Linked DNA regions of Homo sapiens: region 2 is linked to region 1. The links are chromatin loops, found by intact Hi-C in ENCODE. Cell type or tissue: ascending aorta. All regions are shown on one strand.

Evidence for each region. Hi-C counts contacts between places; a loop is a spot of excess contacts. Peaks named below come from ENCODE experiments on the same cell type or tissue, not always from the same donor. Only the 100,000 strongest peaks of a DNase experiment are listed, where the experiment ranks them.
Region 2: a loop joins it to region 1, with 2.9 times the contacts of the local background. A loop is called at or near these places in 24 of 110 quality-filtered maps.

The regions. Positions count from the first base shown.
Region 1 is chr1:9,263,353-9,271,352 of GRCh38, reverse strand. It overlaps H6PD (hexose-6-phosphate dehydrogenase/glucose 1-dehydrogenase), which reads right to left. Exons shown (of 5, transcript NM_004285.4): 5 at 16-7,844. The coding sequence ends at 6,484. Among named protein-coding and RNA genes, the nearest start is that of SPSB1, 26 kb to the left of the region's middle. In ascending aorta, a CTCF peak has its summit at 4,067; a DNase peak (open chromatin) is centred at 4,092; H3K27ac peaks cover 648 bases.
Region 2 is chr1:9,569,746-9,577,745 of GRCh38, reverse strand. SLC25A33 (solute carrier family 25 member 33) reads right to left here. Exons shown (of 7, transcript NM_032315.3): 4 at 7,388-7,488; 5 at 4,334-4,400. It also overlaps the pseudogene RPL9P11. Among named protein-coding and RNA genes, the nearest start is that of TMEM201, 15 kb to the left of the region's middle. In ascending aorta, CTCF peaks have their summits at 3,839 (motif pointing right) and 4,656 (motif pointing right); no DNase peak of the experiment used is centred here.

The DNA.
Region 1 (8,000 bases):
GAATTAAAGCCCGGATTTTGGCAAATCAATTTTATTGTTTAAAAAAATAAACGTTACATTTGACATAGAAAAAGACATTTTAAAAATGTTCTTAAAAGGTTTAAAAAGGCATTTGTTCTGGCCAGGCATGGTGGCTCCCGCCTGTAATCCCAGCACTTTGGGAGGCCAAGGCGGATGGATCACCTGAGGTCAGGAGTTCGAGACCAGCCTGGCCAACATGGTGAAACTCCGTCTCTACTAAAAACACAAAAATTTGCTGGGCATGGTGGTGTAATCCCAGCTACTCGGGAGGCTGAGGTAGGAGAATCACTTGAACCTGGGAGGCAAAGTTTGCAGTGAGCCGAGATCGCGCCACTGCACTCCAGCCTGGGCGTCAGAGCGAGACTCTGTCTCAAAAAAAAAAAAGCATTTGTTCTGAATGTGCCTCATCATCCCAGGCAGGCATCTGTAAGTTTCCATTGTTTCCACAAAAACCAGTGGGGTTCCCCTCTCTGGAAAAAAGCACGAACATTCTTGCTGCTTGGCAATGGGTGGCTCTCATGCCCACACCTCTCCACCCAAGGGAACAGTCTCTCTGCTCCTCACCTGGCAGAAGCCCAGACCCTGAGTCCCTAGCGCGGGGCAGAGCACAGAAACATGATCCAGATGCAGCAGGCCCCGCCCGTCTAGTTCTCCTGCAACAGCCTCTTAGCACTGCTCCACTCTGACCTGCCCGGCTGGAATCACAGTTCCCACTCCGGCACAGGTAAAGATGAGCTCCCAGGATCCAGCAGGGGCTCTGCCCCTGGGGATCTGCCGCCAGCCGGCTCTTCCCGGTGGACAGAACTAGGAGGGGCAGGCTGTACCCAGCACATCTCAGAGAGATGGAGGCAAGCTGGGTTCCTGATGATTTCCAGCTAATACAGGTCCTTCCTCCTGCATGCAGGCGCCCCGTAACGCTTTATAACAGACGCCTCTAGACTTCTGTGGGGGTAAAGTGAAGGACCCAAAGCGACACAAGTAGTGTCTGTTCACACTTCCACTTTCAAAGCTAACTACTAGCTGTTCAAATATACTCCATACAGCTTTCAGCAAATCAAAGTGTTTACCTCTCCCACACCAAGGGAAGAAAAGATGCAGACTGCCTTTAAAGCACCTGTCAGCAAGGCGAGGGTTTTAAAGATCAGCCTTGAGAATCAAAGCAGCAGCAGAAGTGTCATTACTCCAGTGCTCTCCCTTCCCGTTCGTGGGTCACACAGAGACAGGCACATCCCCAGCGCTTTGCAAACAGAAGCGCTCCCAAAAGTTGGCTAGAGGGTACACTTCGGCAAAGGGATCATCTTCCCCCTGGCTTGCTGGACTCTTGGAAATGCGTCTGAAAGCCCTTGCCATCCCGTCTTGTGCTGATGACAGCATGAGCCCGGTTGCACCTTGCTCAGCAACAAGCTGCGAGATCCTCAGCTTCTCACTCATACCCCACCTTGAGCTGCTGACGGCGGCCTGGAGAACCGTGTGTGGCTGTTCCTGGATGACATCTGCTGTCACTAGCCTTCCCAGAACACCCGCTGCCCAGGGTTCCTGCTGCCTTCCCCGGTGGACAGATTTTGCAGGGAAGACTGAGGAAATGGGAGGGGGAGCTCTGCTCTAAAGCAGAAGGCACAGAAGGTGGGGTTTTTGTTTTATAGGGAGACTGCCCAGTGTGCTGCAAAAGGAAAACCAACAACAGGGAGTGCCCAACTCACCCCCTCTGCATGAGCAAATGCAGATGGACACTGGACTGTGCCGACTGACACCGGGACTCACACTTGCTGGTCAGTGGACGAGAGGTAAAAGCAGGCAGGATTATTACAGGAATAAATCTGCACTTCCAAAGAGGCAGCTCCCATGACTGAGTTACAATGCTTGGAGCCCCCGAGGGCAGAGTGGCACCAGCTGGGAGGTTGACACTGCATCACTGCTTCGGATGCCCTCACAGGCTCTGACTCGCTGCCAGGTGCTGGTGAGGCTGGAAGAACTTCCTTCCTTCCTATGTACAATGCAAACAGTGCCGCTTCCAGTGCTACCCACACGGGTGCAGCCTCACGGGAGAGTTGCGGAGAGAGGGAATGCGTTCAGTTCAGCCAGCGGACGGCCAGGGGTAAGCGGCCCCTAGTGGGTCACATGGCCTATGATGTCTGGAGACCGCAGATCTTCACCCTCTGGAGTCTCATTTGCAGAGTCTCATTTGTCGTCCGGTCACTGTGGCCACCTCACCCTCGTCACCACGGGCCTTTCCTGTGCCGTGCTCACTCTGACACTGAGATGCTGCCAGGCAGTTTTTTTTTTTTAAATCAGTGGAGTAAGTTCTAAGGGAGCCCCATGTGCTTAAGATAAAAACGTAGCTGGTAAAGTGGAGGCAGAGGCTGCTTCTGTGAGGCTGCATATATCTTACAGGACAAAAAGTTTTGTACTTGAAAACCAAATTCTGGGAAATAGCCCTGCAGGTTTTTGGGAAGCGTCTCCCTCCCTGTCGTGAGTTCCACCTGGGCCCTCCGGGAGAACAGGGACAGGAGAAACACAAGCAAAGCAGACAGGCCCGGAATTGGGAGCCTGAGCCCTGCATATTTTGGAAGGGAACCCCTCGAGGGACTAGTCTGGAATAGTAGGCCAAACGGTAGGAAGCTTTGATTACTCTGCTAACTTGGGGGCCCAAGAGTAGGGCTAAAGCATTGTCTGCAGAGAAACAAACAGGGAAATTCAGTAAGAAGGGCCTATTTTAACTTGCAGTTAGCAGGAGAATTTGTCCCCAGATTTTGATCTAGCTTAAAGTCCCTTGATTCCTTCCCCTCTACAAATGGCAATCACGGTTGCCCTAGAGATGCTGACTGACAAGGTCTCCCAAAGGAGGGGCCCTTCTGCCATTTATGGGCCCCTAAGTGCACACGTGGGCTTCCATGCGGATGGAATCATTGGTCCCCACCAGGGAACCTGGACTGTGGGAGCTGCCGCCACCATAGGACCCAAGGGCTTCCAGACCAGGAAGAGGCAAACAGCCTGCCTGGGAACACAGTGCTGGAACTTGGGACTTGGGTTCTGAGCGGGGCTGCTCCCTGGGCTGTTGTCATCACTCTTTCCTTTTTTTTTTTTTTTTTTTTTGAGATAGGGTCTCACTCTGTTTTCCAGGCTAGAGAGCAATAGTGCAATCACACCTTACTGCAGCCTCAGTCTCCTGGGCTCAGGTGATCCTCCCACCTCAGACTCCCGAGTAGCTGGGACCACAGGAGGGCACCACCATACCTGGTTTTAAAACTTTTTGTAGAGATGGGGTCTCACTATGTTGCCCAGGCTGGTTTCAACCTTCTGGGCTCAAGTGATCCTCTCACCTCAGCCTCCCATAGTGCTGGGATTACAGGCATGAGCCACACCTAGCCCAATTTAGTGAATTTTAAGAAGCATTTTAAAAAAATGAAAACTAAAACATAGAGGATATCCGAGGTTCTAAGGTTAAGAATTTCTTTATGAAACCTGCTTGGAACACAGTTGTAAACAAATGGACTGATTTATGATGGAAGGCACGTTTCTTGCTGCAGATCATGGTCTGAAGTTTGAAAGCCACCAGCCTAGAGGGTTCTGAAAACTTCTCCTTCCTAACACAGCTGAAGGAAAAGGGGTGGGTAGGGGCGGAGGCACAGGGACATCTCCAGGTTTGGACTTTTCCAACATGATTTGCAGAAGGCACTTGATTCTGGAAAGTAGACCTTTGGCATTTCGACCCTCACCCACACTCCCACACCCACTCTGCACAGATCGGTGGTGCATCCGAGGCAGGGCTGAGTTAGAACAGGACATCCTAGACTCGGCGGCAGTGACTATTATTCAGAAATGGCACATCAAGGGCCGGCCTGCCCTTCATCCTGCAGGGGTACTTGGGCATGTGGAGGCCCCTTTCTCCCTGGTGTTGCAACTGGAGAGGAGTCGGTTCCTGAAGAACAGATGGGAGAGTGCTGGGGCCAGGTACCCTGGGAGAGAGGAGGGAAATGAAATCCGGCACAGGGGCTGCGGGGATAGGGGCAGTCAGGAGGCGGCAGTGCGGTGCAAGGGCCCCCCCACGCGGCCAGCTGTGGAACTTCCACCACGACTCCCTGTCCTCTCCTGAGCCCGCCCATCACGTGTAGAAGCTCAGATGCTGGGCGCCAGGAGGGCGGCTTCCTGGCTCTGGGCACCGTGGTTCTGTCCTAACGAGGGGCGCTCTCTGGGTGTAAAAACAGATGTTCTGGCTGGGCGCGGTGGCTCACGCCTGTAATCCCAGCACTTTGGGAGGCTGAGGTGGGTAGACTGCCTGAGCTCAGGAGTTCGAGACCAGCCTGGGCAACATGGTGAAACCCTGTCTCTACTAAAATACAAAAATTAGACAGGCATGCTGGCCGGCGCCTGTAGTCGCAGCTACTCGGGAGGCTTAGGCACGAGAATTGCCTGAACCCGGGAGGTGGAGGTTGTAGTGAGCCAAGATCTCGCCACTGGGCTCCAGCCTGGGCGACAGAGACTCTGTCTCAAAAAAAAAAAAAAGAGATGCTCTGTCTGGCCTGGGTTGTTGTTGGTGGCCAGAGTAAGTGGTGTGAACAAGAGCCCCGGCTTGGGAACATGTCTCAGACTGGCATTGAAAATGAAAGCCAGGATTCCTCTAAATCCACCGCCTTGAAGTGTAAACAGTCCAGAGAGAAACCGACTTTGCCATGCTCCCTCACCCAAGAAAGCCCTCTCTCAAAATGCGCTAGAAAGTTTATATCTGCCTGATCCAGAGAGCAAGTGGAAGGTGCGGAGAAGCCAGACAGAAAAATCGACCTTAACCAAGAGTTCCATCTCCCAGCCTTAAGTTGTGGGATACTGAACAAACAAAACTACACATGTCCTGGGAATTTTGCTTTGTGGTGTTTTTAAAAAGAATGTCAGAGCCCTCCTTGGGGGCTTCAGAAAAGCAGGTATTGCTGGCCCATGGCTTCTCAAGATCACAGTCCCCAACCTATGCTCACTGAGAAGATACCCGCTTACTTCCCCAGTCTCAGGCAGAGAGTTCGTGGTGAAGTGATAAGTAGCAGGAGAGGCCAGCAGACAGGAAGCCACGGGGTCACCAAGGGGCAGGGAGAGAAGGCCTGGCTGCGGCCCCGTCACCCGCCAAGCGAGCCCCTGAAAAGGCTGTGGGCAGCCCCCCTGCCAGTGAGGCCTAGCTCCTGTCTGGTGGGAGCAGAGCCGCCTGGATGGCCCAGTGTCACTCGATGCTCCATCTCTCTCCCCGCTAATGAGCTGTCACCTCAGTGGGTGATTTAACTGGATCTTTCCTGGTAAAACAAGAGGGGCTATTGAGAGCGGAAACACCCATCCGGGAGTCCCCTGAGATGGAAATGACCCTCTTAAATTGGGGATCTCTGGAATGTCCTGATTATCTGCACCCAGTGTGCTTCCTGGAGGAAGGCTAGCAGGACAGAGGAGCAGCGGAGGGCAGGGGTCCTCCCTGAGGAAGTTGGGGGAATGAGACCCCACCTCCCCACGCAGAGCAAGTCATCAAATGAGAAATGGAGCTCCAAACAGCACTGAGATTTCTGGGGCTGGGCGCAGTAGCTCACACCTGTAATCCCAGCACTCTGGGAGGCTGAGATGGGAGGATCGCTTGAGCCCAGGAGTTTGAGACCAGCCTGGGCAACATAGCAAGAGCTCATCTCTGCAAATATTTTTTTTAATTAAAAAAGAAAAAAGATTTCTGGAACCCTTTCCACAGTCTAGTCTTTGCCACTGTATTCCTGTTATCAGCCCTCATTCTCTATAAATGGAGTCTGAAGAACAGCAAAGACACAGGGAGGAGCCTGGAATTCCTACTGCACAGCCAGGATGGAGGAGACAGGGATGGCAAGCGGGAGCAGGTGGAGGCAGTGAAGAGGAGGGCCAGAGGCTAGATGTGCAGAGGTTCTAGAAGGAGGGGCAGCTGGGGAAGGAGGGGCTTGACCCCCTCAGGGTCTCAAGACAGTCCCCAATGCCCCTGCTTTGCACGGGGCAATGTACTCCCCTGGGCGCCTCTGCACCCTTCTGTCTACCAATCATGCTCTGAATGTTCCCCGGGAGCCAGTTCAAGGATCACCTCCCCCAGGAAACCTTCCCTGATTAACCTCAGCCCACCACGTCACGTCTCCTCTTGTGAACGCCGGAGTTTGGGCGCCATCCCGTGTTGTGCTGGTTGATATGAATGTGTAACTGCTGGAGGTCTTTTCTTAAGACTTCTCTCCTGGCCTGAATTTGAAGCTTCTCAGGAGCAGACTCCATTTCTTCCTTGTTTCTGCATCTATCCACCAATACACAGAGCTGCCGGTCAAAGGCATCGGGACAAGGCTTGTCCTGCCCTCTCTGGGGCCTGACTGTGGGATAGAAGGTTCTGGAGAGCCAGGGCACGCTGGGCAGGTGGCGGGGCCGAGAAGGGAGGGAAGACACGGGCGAAGGAAAGCACAGGAGCGAAGCGGGCAAGGGGCACAGGCGCCCTCATCCCAGGAAGGCGTCGTAGTCCATGTACCACACCAGCTGGCCGGAGTGCGGCAGGACACCCGAGATGGGCCACTTCTTGGGCTCATGGCCCACCCGGCTCACCAGCGTGGTGATCTCACGCTTCATCCTGCCCATGACCAGGACTGCCACCTTCTTGGCGCGGTTGATGAGAGGCAGGCTAAGGCTCATGCGGCGGTGTGGCTGGGAGGGGCTCGTGGTCAGCACGACCAGCTGCTCGCCATCCAGGCCAGTGGGTGACTGTGGGAAGAGGGAGGCTGTGTGCCCGTCGGCACCCATGCCCAGCAGCACCAGGTCGAAGCTGCTGTTGGCCACCAGGGCTGAGATCTCCCTGGCATAGATCTGGGCGCCCTGGTCCTCCTCGGCGCAGAGCCGCTGCTGCAGGTGCACAGGCATGGGGTGGATGTTGTAGTAGGGGATCCGGACGTGCTGCAGCAGGTGGGCCTGCAGGCCCTGGAAGTTGGACTCCGGGTCTGAGAGTGGGACGCAGCGCTCGTCAACCAGCCACAGGTGCGTGTGGGCCCAGGGGAAGCCATAGTGCGCCGTGGCCAGCTGCTGGAACAGGGCCACGGGGCTCGAGCCCCCCGACAGTGCCAGGTGGAACTGGCCAAAGCGCCGCACGGCTCGCACAGCGGTGGCCTCGATGTCATTAGCCAGCTTAGAGATCAGCTCCTCGGACCAGGCGGAGACCAGCGGGCTCTCTCGGTACTTGGCCCTGAGGACCTGGAAGTCACTGGGCATTGGGGCCGGCCCTGGCCCTGGCACCAGCTGCTCCGGCTGCTGCTGGGAAAAGAACAACCGGCCGCTACTGAACTCAAAGTCCAACAGACGGCCATTCTCAGCTCCTCCAGGGTAGAGGCGTGGGGCCTTATGGGCCAGGCTCTCCAGCAGAGGGGTCCAGAAGTTCCAGGAGGCCAGCAAGTTCTCTGTGGTGATGAAGAAATTCTTCCGGCCATGGAAGATATGGGATAAGAGGACGGAGTGGGCGTCCCGCTCCCGCACAGGGCTGTAGGCGTAGTAATCGGACAGAGGGCTGCCGAAAAGGCGGAGCCCAGGTGGTCCCTCCATTTCCTTCCAGCTGGAGGGCAGGGAGGGCCTGAACAGGTTCCTGCTGACCAGCACGGCAGGGCTGCCCAGGTCGCCATGGCCGATGTGGAAGACGAGCTGCCGGGGCAGGCACTGGCTCTGCGCCGCGGCCCAGTGCTTTTCGCTCTGCACACAGCAGGCCTGGTTCTTGAACAAGATCCGAGCGTAGCCCACTCTCTCGTCCAAGGCTTTGCCAGACATCAGGATGAAAGGCACGCCCTCCCAGCGAAGGTTGTCAATGTGCACTAGGACGGCTGGGGTGAGGGAACAGCAGAGGGTGACTCTCTGGCACAGACCAGGACTCTCCGGCCAGCCCTCTCCTCTCCTTGCCGGCTCCTCTGGGCGTCCCCCTGCCTCAGGGAAGCCCCTCGCCTTGCCATGCTCACCCCTCGCCTGGCATCTCTTCCATG
Region 2 (8,000 bases), 310 kb before region 1:
ATGTCCCCTGGAGGGCACCCCCTACCTCCATCCTCCATTTCCCCTGAGGACCACTGCTCTGATGACTTTCCACTGCCCTCAAAGCCCAACTCCAAACTCCCTTTCAGGCCTGGGAAGGATCGGGCTCCCCTGCTCCTCCAGCCTTATTCTTCCATAACTCCCTTCTCCAGCGCAGATGCACGTACTACACGCCAACTACACTCCCTGTCTTACGGCTCCCCAGAACTAACCATGCTTTCTTTTCTTTTTTCCTTTTTTCATTTTTTTGAGATGGAGTCTTACTCACTCTGTCCCCTAGGGTGGAGTGCAATGGTGCAATCTCAGCTGCAACCTCAACTTCTGGGTTCAAGCAATTCTCCTGCTTCAGCCTCCCTGGGATTACAGGCTCCCGGGTTCACGCCATTCTCCTGCCTCAGCCTCCCGAGGCATGACACCACACCCGGCTAATTTTTGTAGGACAGGGTTTCACCATGTTGGCCAGGCTGGTCTCGAAATCCTGAGCTCAAGTGATCCGCACACCTCGGCCTCCCAAAGTACTGGGATTACAGGTGTGAGGCACCGAGTCCAGCCTAACCATGCTTTCTTGACTCAAGATTTCTACACTCACCTTCTCTCTGCCCAAAAGACTCTTCTCTGCCGCCCCCACCTGGCTATTCTTTTCTTCCCAAATCAATGTCTTTTATGGCATCATTTAAATATCACCAATAGGTCTTAGGAATCATCCAGCATGTTGTTTCTGTAGCGGGACAACTCTTAGATCTTATTCATCAGCCTGCTGAACAGTTCCTTTTTCAGAGACATAGATACCATCCCCAAACTTCCTGATATCCTTAACTGTTGTGGCTTGCTGAATCAAGGCAACTGAATTTGAAACAAGCTCGATGTCATTTCCTTCAAGGATTAAATTCATCTTTCTAGGCTTGAGATACTGAACAAGCAACACCTGGTCTCATCTGAACCCTGCGGGTGTATTTTTCATCCAAGAAATTTCGGATTTCAACAAGAGACCCATCCTCCTGGATAACAATGTCGGTGGGGAAGTGAGCATACGCAGACCTCATCTTGTAACAGAAGCCCAGTGTAACACCCTTGATCGTGTTCTGCACATAACTACCAACAGTTCGAACGGTAGCCAGTTCCTTTCTGTTACCCCACCGTGTGGCACTCCAGAGCCTCTTTAGACTGAGTTCTACATTGATGTGACTGAAGTCCCTCTGCATGGTTCCTCTGGGGCCATTCACAGTAACTGTGCATCTCTTCAGGGTAATGTTGACATTTTCTGGAATGACAACAGTCTGATTGCTGTGAATGGTCTTCATTTTCACAGTAGACACGGCAAAGCCCACCTGGCTATTCTTAAGATGGGAGTTGGGTGCTGCTGCCTCTGAAGGCCCTCCCAACCTTCTCTCTCTTAACCCAACCTGTACTGGGTGACTCTTGAAGGTCTAGTGGCACCCTCAGCAACCTTATCCCACCAAACTTTAATTATCTTATCTGTGAAGCTGTAAGTTCCTAGAAGCTAGGTCTTAATTCCCTGCTGTTTCCCTAGTGACTAGTGCAAGCAACAAATATTCACTGCTGAGAGACAAATATTAACAGAGCTCACCCAAAGTTCTAAAGTATTCTTGAGCACCATCATTAGGCAGAATGACAAGAATACATATACAGGCTCTCAGCTGATGGACGCATTTATCCCTTGCTAAACAGAAGTGATATGAGTTTACTATGGGACACTTGGAATTAGGAGGAATTACCAAAGGCTTCCACAACAGGTGACAGCATGACCAGGAAGGGGAAGGGGGAATCTCTGGTGAGGGACAGCATATGTGGGGAGACAGAGCAATAAAAGCACATGACATTTTTGGAAAACTACAGGACTGCTGAATTAGGAATTTACCCTGAGAGGAACAGATTCATCAAAAGAGTCTGAACAAGTGGTCTGTTCAAATGATTATACCTGATGCATGTTAGAAGGCTCTTTTGGGCAGAATAGATTGATTGGGCGAACTTGGAGTCAAGTGACTCATGCAGAGGTTATCATGGTCATTAGGAAGAAAAATGAACTGGGGCCCCTACCTACCCTTCCTGGGGTACTCCCTGCCTCCTTTCGTTTTGCTTTCGTTTTTTTTTCCAGACAGAGTCTTACTCTATCACCCATGCTGAAGTGCAGTGGTGTGATCTCGGCTCACTGCAACCTCCACCTCCCGGGTTCAAGTGATTCTCCTGCCTCACTCTACTAAGTAGCTAGGATTACAGGCGCCCACCACCACGCCTGGCTAATTTTTGTATTTTTAGTAGAGACGGGGTTTCACCATGTTGGCCAGGCTGGTCTCGAACTCCTGAGTTTGTGACCCACCCGCCTCGGCCTCCCAAAGTGCTGGGATTACAGGCATGAGCCACTACGCCCAGCTCTGCCTCCTTTCTTTAGAGGCAGCTGAAAATCAGAGTGGACTGGCTGGAAGTTTCCAGTGCATACATTTCCAGGCAACACAGTAATACAGGGGTTCTTATTTTTTTTTTTTTTTTTTTTTTTGAGCCAGAGTCTCGCTCTGTCACCCAGGCTGGAGTGCAGTGGCACGATCTTGGCGCACTGCAAGCTCCACCTCCCGGGTTAACGCCATTCTCCTGCCTCAGTCTCCCAAGTAGCTGGGACTACAGGCGCCCACCATCACGCCCGGCTTATTTTTTGTATTTTTAGTAGAGACAGGGTTTCACCGTGTTAGCCAGGTTGGTCTCGATCTCCTGACCTCGTGATCTGCCCGCCTCAGCCTCTCAAAGTGCTGGGATTACAGGTGTGAGCCACCGCACCCGGCCTACAGGGGTTCTTAATAGAATGCTGGTAGTTCCTTCACTTGGACTGGGGAGAAAATGCATCTTTAACCCTAATCCCTAACCGAAATCCAATAGTTGAAGTTGTTAACTATTGGAGTTTAGGGCTAAGCATAGTGGGGTATCTAATCCCAATTTGGGTCTTAGCTATTGTGTCTTCAGAAGTATTAAAGCCACCTTCATAGTTTATTTTATTTCAGCTAGGGTTTTTTACAACTTAGATGAAGCTTAGCTTTATTAAGTCTAAAACACTCTTTACACCGGGTTCCATTAGCTTGGGTTAATTGTATTCATTACGAATGTAAATACACAGGCCACAGTAGTAGCAGCAGTAGTAACTGTGATTTGACACACACAGAAATATTTTCATGTCACATTACATTTGTTGAAAACATCACAGGACACTGTTTATCATTTCTTAGAAATTATAGTAGTTACTGGACTACTGCCATATCTTATTAATTTAATGTGTTAAAGAGGCATACTACTGTATCACTGACAAGTGTATTTTTAAAAACCTTATTAAGGCCTGGTGTGGTGGTTCACGCCTGTAATACCAGCACTTTGGGAAGCCAAGGCAGGAGGACTGCTTGAGCCCAGGAGTTGAGACCAGCCTGGGCAACATGGCAAGATCCATCTCTACAAGAAAAACAAAATTAGCTGGGTGTGGTGGCATGCACCTGTGGTCTCAAACTACTGAGGAGGTGAGGCTGAGGCAGGAGGATTGCTTGAGCCTGGGAGGTCGAGGCTGGGTGATAGATGAGGCCCTGCCTCAAAAGAACAAAAAAAAAAAAAAAAGAAAAGAAAAGGAAACAAAATACATTATTCTACTTAGGAGGCATAGATTGCAGTGAGCCAAGATTGGACCACTGCACTTCAGCTTCGGCAACAAGTAAGACCCTATCTCAAAACAAAAAAACAAAACAACAACAACAACAACAAAAAAACAAAAAAACTCAAAAAACAACATTATTCTAAAAAGGGCCTGCAGGTGTCACCAGACTACCAAAGGAATCCACAGAGCCCCACAAAATGTTACAAACCCCTGGCTGGAGCTTGAGGGTAGAAACCTATTACAGCTGAGGGCCTTTGGAGACTAAAATTAGCCCTCTGAGGTCTGAGGACACTCAGTGTTGTGCCTGTACTGTCTTCCCTTTTGAAAGGGAGACCATCCGGAGGAGAACCCACAGCACTTCAACTGGGGTGGGGTCTGCAAAGGAGAGACAGTCACTGACTCTCTGAGACAACAGGTGGGACTGCGGATCAGGGGACACAACCAGAGATATCCCCTCCTTCCCCTGTTTGTCATCTCTGTCGCCCTCATCTTCCCATGATGCTTATAGCACAAACCTCAACACAAAAGGAATCCTGCGTGCACTTAGATTAAGGAAACGAGGAGGGGGGTACATCTCTATATCTCATCCTTAGAGATGTGGAGGAATTGGGGCAAGAAAAAAAAATCCCAAAAATCCTTTCATTAAGGAAGGAACAAATAATAACTTACTTCTGTTCTAGCTGCATTCGGGTTTTAACCATCCATATAGGATTCATTAAGGAATTTGTGATAAAAGCTGGAAAAAAAAAAAACAGTAAAGGTCAACACTGTACATAGTCCATACTTATTAAAGATGTCTATTATCATATAATAAACTTTGAAATAGGGATTTCAATGGCCTAATAAAAAGACAGTAGGAAGCAGTTATATTTCTATCCTGCAGATAGAAGCTTCAGTTTCCCCATTAAGTGTAACATCTATTGGTATTGCTGGATCTAAAATAAATTTCTCTTAATTTTCTAGAATCCCTTCTAGTCTTTTCAACCTGTAGGTGGTGGTGTTGATATCTGTGTTAATGTGATTCCTACTGAAAATTGTAACTGTCCTAAACCTCAATTTATAAGCCTCAGATCCAGAAATAATTTAACTTTTAAGACTGATCTGCTTATTTGGTTATATGATAACCATTTGGTGAGTATGCCTTCTCCATCTCTTTAAAAAAATTTTTTTTTTTTTTTTTGTAGAGACGGGTCTCCCTTGTTGCTCAGGCTAGTCTCAATTCCTGGGCTCAAGGGATCCTCCAGCCTCAGCCTCCCACAATGCTGGGATTACAAGCATGAGCCAACACACCCAGCCAAACCTCCCTCACCTAACACTGTGAATCATTCTAGGACAACCAAAAAAAGCAACACCATGGTATCAGTCTGACATACAGTATCTCTTCTGTAATACCTCACACCCTCTATAGTGCTGTGGAAGCAGATTAATTTGATACTAGGAAGACACTGGTTTTTTCTTTTTTTTTGAGATGGGAGTCTTGCTCTGTCGCAGGCTGGAGTGCAGTGGCGCGATCTCGGCTCACTGCAAGCTCCGCCTCCCGGGTTGACGCCATTCACCTGACTCAGCCTCCCGAGCAGCTGGGACTACAGGTGCCCGCCACCGCGCCTGGCTAATTTTTTTTTTTTTGTATTTTTAGTAGAGACAGGGTTTCACCGTGTTAGCCAGGATGGTCTCGATCTCCTGACCTCGTGATCCGCTCGCCTCGGCCTCCCAAAGTGCTGGGATTACAGGCGTGAGCCACCAAGCCCGGCTGACACTGGTTTTAAGAACTTCCTTGAGGTCTGCTTTATTTATCAAGGGTTCTAAGTTAACTTTGCAAAAGTTACAAAACAGATTAATAGTTGTTAGCTTATGCTAACTCACTACTGGCCTATCTTTAAGTAAAGGGCTACCTGTTTTGGAACTCTGCCTTTCCTCCTCAGAGCTCTGTATCACATAGAAATGGCTTCCTTGTATAAAGCAACTTTAAGATTTTCTATTCAGGGTCTAGAAATAATTAGCTATAAATATTCAGACAGGTTGGTCATACTTGTATTTGGAGTAACAACGGCAGACAAAACTGGTGTGTACATCTTACAGACTGGTAGGAGATGCAAATTTTTCGTAAAATGCCAATTTAAGTTCTCTAAAATATCTTTCTAGGCTCGGCGTGGTGGCTTATGCCTGCGATCCCAGCACTCTAGGAGGCTAAGGCAGGTGAATTACTTGAGTTCAGTAGTTCGAGACGAGCTTGGGCAACATGGTTAAACTCCATTTCTACAAAAAATACAAAAAAATTAGCTGGGCATGGTGGCATGCAGCTATAGTTCCAGCTACTCAGGAGGCTGAGGCAGGAGGGATGGCTTGAGCCCAGGAGGTGGGGGTTGCAGGGAGCTGAGATCATGCCACTGCACTCCAGCCTAGGTGACACAGCCAGACCCTGTATCAAAACAAAACAATACCAATTAAAAAAAAAAAACCCTTCTGTTTAAATGAACATAGAACTCTATACAAAAGAGCCTTCTCGGCCGGGTGGGGTGGCTCACGCCTGTAATCCCAACACTTTGGGAGGCCGAGGCAGGCAGATCGAGACTATCCTGGCTAACACGGTGAAACCCTGCCTCTACTAAAAATACAAAAAATTGGCTGGGTGTGGTGACACGTGCCTATAGTCCCAACTACTCGGGAGGCTGAGACAGGAGAATCCCTTGAGCCCAGGAGGCGGAGGTTGCAGTGAGCCGAGATTGCGCCATTGCACTCCAGCCTGGGCGACAGAGTGACTCTGTCTCAAAAACAAACAAACAAAAAAGCCTTCCCTTCTCTCAGAAATCTACACGTTCATGTTTTGCAAGTACATCCCGGGGAAGAAGTCCCGCTATGGCTTTTCAGTAGGAAGTGGAATGGTTCCCTCAAAAGAGAACAGATGCCCTATGAGCTGTCACTGACCCTACTAGAAACTCTACTGCAAGCCCTACACCCTCATTGCATAACCCATAGTTGGGGACAGGAGTGCCAATTGTACACAGGGTGTGTGGGACCCTGTGGGGAATCTGAAGAAAGAAACTCTAATTTTAGAAAATCATCTGATGGGGCTGGGCGCAGTGGCTCATGCCTGTAATCCCAGCACTCTGGGAGGCCGAGGAGGGTGGATCACTTGAGGTCAGGAGTTTGAGATCAGCCCGGGCAATGTGGTGAAACCTCGTCTCTACTAAAAATGCAAAAATTAGCCAGGCATGGTGGCAAATACTTGTAATCTCAGCTACTCAGGAGGCTGAGGCACAAGAACCACTTTAACTTGGGAGGAGGAGGCTGCAGTGAGCCGAGATTGCACCACTGCACTCCAGTCCAGCCTGGGTGACAGAGTGAGACTCTGTCTCAAAAAAAAAAAAAAAAAAAAAAACTATATCTATCTATCTATCTATATCTATCTATCTATATCATTTGATGGGCAAACAGAAGACATGAAAAACCTATGAATATTCCTTTAGAAGAACAAAATACCAGTAGCATGCATAGAACATGTACATTTTGAGGGCAAATAAAGAGCTTTAGTGGTCAAGGAAAATAAAATCAAGCTACAAACCGCTCTCACTCTCCTATTGGTTGTAACATAAAGCTTTAGAAAAACAATTTTAGGTGCAAAGGAAGCAAGGAGCTAATTTCTAATTCCTGGAAAAACTGGCACAATGCATGCTTTAGAAAAGTGAGAGAGAGACCCTCTCTTCACTCACTAGGGTAACATACCTGCAGAGCCAGCTGAGAAAATATGCACAATATTGCTGTTAGGCACGAAAATGCCATTAAATTGCTCTTTGGCTTTGGAGTAACATGCAAAGTATACAGCCCTGTTAGAACAAAGAGAACATTATAAAGAAATCATCACAGTGCAACTTTATACGTCCCTCCAGAACACCTGAAAAATTTTCGGAAAATAAAATGGGAAAGATGCTGCCATGTACTAAAAAGCTTGTCCTCGCCTGTGCTAAAACCAAAACCTGCCACAGGCACGTTCAGGAAGCTCCTGTGTGTCCCTCCAGAAATGATTTAGTGGTGACAGAGGTGTTCAAAAATAATTGAGGAAAGTGAGATTTGGGGAAGACATCTACAAAGTCCTTTTACATTCTTCGTTCTGGATAAATGCTAATCCTTTAAGCTTCAACACATTGGAAGTTTTAATTTTTTTTTTTGTTTCTAGAATAGACCACACTTTTTCACCCTGTGCCAAAATGAGAATGTCAAACATAATTTGAACTGTTTTTGGGTGACTCGGGAACACACAGGAACAGCCATCATATCATACCTGTGTTTTCATAAAGGGCCCTTCCGCCACCCCCTGCCTTGACTACCGCAAAGTGGT